2 separate regions of the Homo sapiens genome follow, and region 2 is linked to region 1. Evidence: read pairs that join two places in POLR2A ChIA-PET (ENCODE). Cell type or tissue: OCI-LY7. All regions are shown on one strand. Links, peaks and the distances in the headings refer to the core of each region. The heading gives the core; the rest is flanking DNA.

Region 1 (2,928 bases), core at 336-2,835:
TTACTTGAATTATAAACACATTAATGATTTGTAGCATTCATATAAAAACTTAAGTCTAGGGCATATTGTGCAGTGTCAAATAATTGAAATTAAAATTTGTTAAGATTCATTTTAAAAGCTGCTGTTTCTATGTCTGTCTATTCTTGGGCTTTTAATCTTATAAAGACACTTTAGAATTAGTATGTTAAATTTTACATGTTGATTAGAAAAGGGAAAAGAAAATTTTTTATAGTGAAAATTGGTAGTATTTAAAATATTCTTTGTTCAAAAGACTTTTGTGTTCCATAGGACATCTTTTCTCTTATTTAGCATTTGTAAAGCCCAGATTTCTTATCAGTAACATTATTATCAACAATAAGCATATTAGTACTTTACAAGATGTAGTTTTATAGGTAGTCTCCCATTATAGAGACATACTTGCTTTATGCTAGTTATATGGATTTGTTTTATTCTGAATAAATGCTAAGTATTGCAAGTTACTGAATTTGCCACCATCCTTGGAAGTGTAATTATTTTTGCTGTTTGTTATGAAAGTTAAAGCAAGTTATTAGAATTACACTGAGAAATGGAAGGCACTTATATAACTTTTCCATTCTTTTCAAGATCTTTATATTGGTAATCCTTTCTCCTAAGCTTCTGTGACAGTGTCATCTTCAGAATCTATAAAGACCTAGATATTCAGTAACAACAATGCAATAACATATATCCTACAAGATTAAAAACCTTTTGCTCTTGAATTCAAGTACAATAAATTAGAAGTCTTATCTACAGAATTCAGTTGATTTTGTTAAAGAAGTCATCAGGATATATCAACATTACTTTCCTTTAAGAATGCCTTGAGTTAAATATTAATATTTTATTTTTGTTGACTAGAAAATGAATATTAATTCATTTAAGGTTTATATTTAGTTAAAATAATTTTTATTTGTAGTGTTTTTATCATTTCAAATGTTCTCCTTTTAACATCATATTGGCTTTTCATATTTTATATGGGTTATATAATACTTGGGCTAATATTGTACTATAGTGAAATAGATTTTTAAGTATTAGCCACTTTTTTGGTTGTTTATTTTGGTCACTTTTCTAAAGGTAACTCATAATCAGGAAAATGTGTTTGACCTGCAATGGATGGAAGTGACTGATATGTCGCAGGAGGACATAGAACCACTCTTGAAAAATATGGCATTGCATCTAAAAAGACTTATAGATGAGAGAGATGAACATTCAGAGGTTTGTAAAATTCTTTCAGTATATTGTGAAAGTTTGCTTTCCAAAAAAGAAAATAGTAGCTTTAGGAACTTTTCAGAAACGATACTATTTCTTAGAGACAGGTGATACAGGAGTGTCTTTTTTTGTGTGGAACACAGGAACCTGAAAGGATGTATAAGAACCCCAAATTGCTAGTAAACAGATTGCAGTTAGGTTTTCTCTTCTCCTTTTCTTTTAAATTAGTATTATTCTGATTTTCTTCCTGTGTGTTTTTCAAGTCATCCCCACAGCTTTGGCAACAATACAAAAGTGTGAAACTGAAAATATAGTTGATGTAAGTGGAAAAATCATTGCCGTGAAGCATAAGAATTTGCTTAAGGCTAATTTCGTAGTTTTATTGCCACATGTTGAGGTTGGAAAAGTAAGTTTTAATAAAAGGAGAATAACAGGTGTTCTGAATAAAATGTCCCAAAAAAGATCTCAAATGAGGTGTGATTTTAAAAAGAGAATTATTTTAAGTCCGTTAAAACAGAGCTTTGCTTTTTAAAAAGAGTCACAGTGTACCAAGTTTTCTATCTGCACTGTCTGAAAGCAGTTTATAATTTTAAAGAGTCTAGACTTTAGTGCGTGTGGTGGTGGGTAATATTTTCTTAATAGCAGAGCAAAGTACTCTGCCATTCTGCAGAATATATAGCTTTTATCAGTTTCGTTTACATGTGAGAGACAGTTTTGAGCTTATTTATAGAGAATTTGTATCAATACTCTTGAGACCAATGAAAGACTACATAGAGAAAATTCCTAAAGATTTTTTTCAGAATAAAACTTTCTTGTCTCTCTAGGGGTTAGTCAGTTCTGATGTGAATTTTCAATTTTTCTTCAGGCATTAAACAAAAAGAAAATATACAAAATAAACATTTTTAGAGCAACAATTAAATTTTTTAAAAAGCTAGGACTTTGAGACCAAAGGAAGGAAAGAATAAATTGGAAAACATTCCTACTATGCATCAAATTTATCCTGAGATACTTAGATCATTTCATTTTCAATCAGATTTTTTAACTCTATGCTATCTTTTTTTAGTGTCTTTTTACTGATTTATGCGTTCTCTAGAACATTTATTTATTTGTATTTCAAGTTGTTAAAGATATTACAATAAGGTATCCTCCAGTTTCTGAGGAATTATTCCTAAAAATCTATACTTTGGTTTTATTTTATTATATTTTATTTTACTTTTTAAAGTTTTTTGAGATGGAGTCTGGCTCTGTTGTGCAGGCTGGAGTGCAGTGGTGTGGTCTCGGCTCACTGCAACCCCCGTCTCCCAGGTTCAAGCAATTCTGCCTCAGCCTCCCAAGTAGCTGGGATTACAGGCACGCGCCACCACGCATGGCTAATTTTTGTATTTTCAGTAGAGACAGGGTTTGGCCATGTTGGCCAGGCTGGTCTCTTAACTCCTGACCTCAGGTAATCTTCCCTCCTCGGTCTTCCAAAGTGCTGGGAATACAGGTGTGAGCCACTGCACCCAACCTATGCTTTGGTTTTGTATGACTGATGGGTGCGTATAAAATGTTTGATCTCAGGCTGGACATCTCAAAAAAAAAGTTTGATCCCATTTAAGTGAATTGATTAATATGGGGTGAACAGAATACTTATCATTACATGCCTCTGGTAAACTAAAAGGAATATGAAATACTATATAGAATGATTGTTTGAAAAACCTTTTA
Region 2 (2,928 bases), core at 141-2,640, 69 kb after region 1:
AATAATTCAACACTTTATATAACAAATATTAACTAATACCCATATTTATAAAACATTTTTCAGATTTAAAAGATTGTTAATACTTATAAACTTAGTGTTATTCTTAGAAAACCCCATCAAATTTAAATGTGATTTACACAGTGACTAGGAACATTTGTATTTATTGTTTCTTCTCTGCACTTTTCATCATCTGATAAATACAAGAGCTCAAGTAACTGTCTTTTCTTCAAGATGGCTTCTATACTTGAAATCAGTTAATACAATAGTTTTTCCAGTTCTTTTTTTATAGAGAGTCAAAGAGAAATAAACCAAATTATATTCATTGTGTTGGAAATTTGTATTTTTACTTCTAATCAAAAAGGGTAGCAAGTTTACAAAGTGGTAAAAATTGTTACTTCTATAATTAATCTATTATTAAATTATACATGTATATCCTTAAAACAGAATTTTTTTTAAATGAATAATCACACTAAAATGTAAAATTAGAACTTGTAACCATTTAAACAAGTATGTTTCTAGTAGAACAAATTTTAGAACTAAGAATAAATACACTCTTTAGCTTAAAAAAAAAAAAAAAAGTAAGAAAATATTTGTTAACTTTGACTCCAGTGCAAAGAACTTTTATTTTTGTGTTCACAGCACTTTTAAAGCAAATTAGCTAAATTTGAATCTCTAACTCCCAGATTGCTAAAAACAAAAAAACCCATAACCCTGATCCATTTACTTCCAGAGAAATACACATTGGCATTCTCTCTGGAATGTTTTTTGCCATTTGGATTTAGCCTATAGCTGATAAGGACTCAGCCTGGCACCTGGAAGGAATGCCTTCAAATGTGACCATGTGGGGATGAAATTATGTTATACTTGTTGTTGTTGTTGTTGTATTAAGTGGTTATTAACTGGACCAAAGAAAAAATCTGTAGAGAATATTTCCTAATGAAATTTGTCTCCTTTGTAATCACACTTTTTTTCCGATAGCTATTACAAAAAAAAAAAAAAATGGTTCTGGTACAGGTAATCAAATGAACACAATCAGAGGATTGTCATATTTTAGTACCACCTAATATACTTTTTGCATCCTTCTATTTTATTGTCAGTTACTTCCCAGTCAGTCCTGACATTTCAAATATATTTGGTGCTAATATTTTCCCTTTTGTTTTTTCATAGGCCAGTAACAAAACTTAATAGTAAACATAGCTGAGATTAAATGGGGGCAGTATATGACACAAATGTTATAATTAGTGTTATTTCTTTTCCACACTGAGTCAAAGATTATTTCACAGCTATTTCAACTTTTTAGATATCATAATTCTGACCATAACACTTCAAAATATTGTATTTATTCATTCAAAATTCATTGAAAAATCACATGCTATTATATTAAAATTATGTGATTATTTTACAAAATTAGACTTACAGAAAAGAACTATTTCCTACCCAAAAAGCTATATGTTTATATGCAGCATGTTTCCAAAAAAAAAAAAAATACACTGTGCATATAAGAGAAATATGTATCATGTCCATGTGTCCTGAGGACTGTTGGAAAATACAGTCTGGACTTCAGAAATCATCACCTGCTGTGGAGTCATAAAATTCCCCCCAAAACACCACTAGTTCTTTTTGTTTGTTTGTTTGAGATGGAATCTCACTCTGTAGCCTAGGCTGGAGTACAGTGGCGTGATATCATCTCACTGAAACCTCTGCCTCCTGGATTCAGGCAATTCTCCTGCCTCAGCCTCCCAAGCAGCTGGGATTACAGGAGCATGCCACCACGCCCAGCAAATTTTTGTATTTTTAGTAGAGACGGTGTTTCACCATGTTGGCCAAGCTAGTCTCCAACTCCTGACCAGCTTCCCAAAGTGCTGGGATTACAGGCGTGAGCCACTGCGACTGGCCACAACACTAGTTCTTATCAACGTTTTTTCATAGCATTTGGAATCAAATTTTTAGTGGTGAAAATACCTTAGAAATCATATGGAACCGATGTGTCCCAAACATTTAAGAAAAAAAACAATACTTTCTGTAAGTGAAATCTTACATAGATGCCCCAAATTTTAAAAAATGAATTTCATTTAAAGTAAAAGTGAAACAACTCTGACTCAATTGAGCAATTGCACTTATTTCCTCTAAGACACCTCCAGTTTTCAAAAGGATTATTTGTAAAACTATTCGAAGATTCAGTACCCTAATTTTATAAATGATGAAGCTGGATAGCTTTCAGTATTCCTGGCCTAGCTTTCTAGAAATTATAAACATATTCTTATGCACTGCATCCCCTTTGACCAAAGCAATTTTAGCTTTAACCAATGTAAGGAGGAACATTATTTGCCTATAAAATATGCATCAAGCCCTGGTTTTCTTAGTAAATAATACAAATACTTCATTCCAGATGGTTTTGCTACTACATGCAAGATTATGTTTAAGACTGTAGGTGACCATTTAGTAAATAAACATAGTAAGGCTATCTGGCACTAAGAGGGGGGGAAATGTAATTGTTATAGTTTTTTTAAAAATTATAGCTTTCCTAGGAATATTACTTATAGCTTTAAAATATAAAAATCGATCTTTAAGTATTGAGATGCCTATGAGATTAATAATTTTCCCAGACAGTTACAGATTCCTTCTCCTTGCCCTACTCAGTGAGAGTGTATTTCTTATCTTCTGAATTGTATTTTGTTTCATCTTTGACTAAATAACATGAAATGCTTTTCTCCTGCAGATGTGGACAAAGTACAAGAAAGCAGAAATTCAAAAAGCAGGTCTAGGGAGCAACAAAGCTCCTAATTCTATTACCCACTACATGACATGTGGGCCAAGTGGTGAGTTTCCTGCTTAAAATGTAAATGAGATTAGTCTCATTTATACAAACTAACCAAATTAAGTGTGAAACAAGTGCACATTGCATTAACAGATGTAAATATTGCTTGC

Evidence for each region. Peaks named below come from ENCODE experiments on the same cell type or tissue, not always from the same donor. Only the 100,000 strongest peaks of a DNase experiment are listed, where the experiment ranks them.
Region 2: POLR2A ChIA-PET joins it to region 1 with 5 read pairs; 4 of 35 experiments call an interaction of 5 or more read pairs at or near these places.

Annotation. Positions count from the first base shown.
Region 1 is chr2:55,360,610-55,363,537 of GRCh38, reverse strand. CCDC88A (coiled-coil domain containing 88A) reads left to right here. Exons shown (of 33, transcript NM_001365480.1): 7 at 1,090-1,230. Among named protein-coding and RNA genes, the nearest start is that of CCDC88A, 58 kb to the left of the region's middle. In OCI-LY7, for the core only: no CTCF peak of the experiment used is centred there; a DNase peak (open chromatin) is centred at 1,547; H3K4me3 peaks cover 964 bases; H3K27ac peaks cover 1,906 bases.
Region 2 is chr2:55,291,567-55,294,494 of GRCh38, reverse strand. CCDC88A (coiled-coil domain containing 88A) reads left to right here. Exons shown (of 33, transcript NM_001365480.1): 32 at 2,720-2,819. The coding sequence ends at 2,784. Among named protein-coding and RNA genes, the nearest start is that of MTIF2, 24 kb to the right of the region's middle. In OCI-LY7, for the core only: no CTCF peak of the experiment used is centred there; no DNase peak of the experiment used is centred there.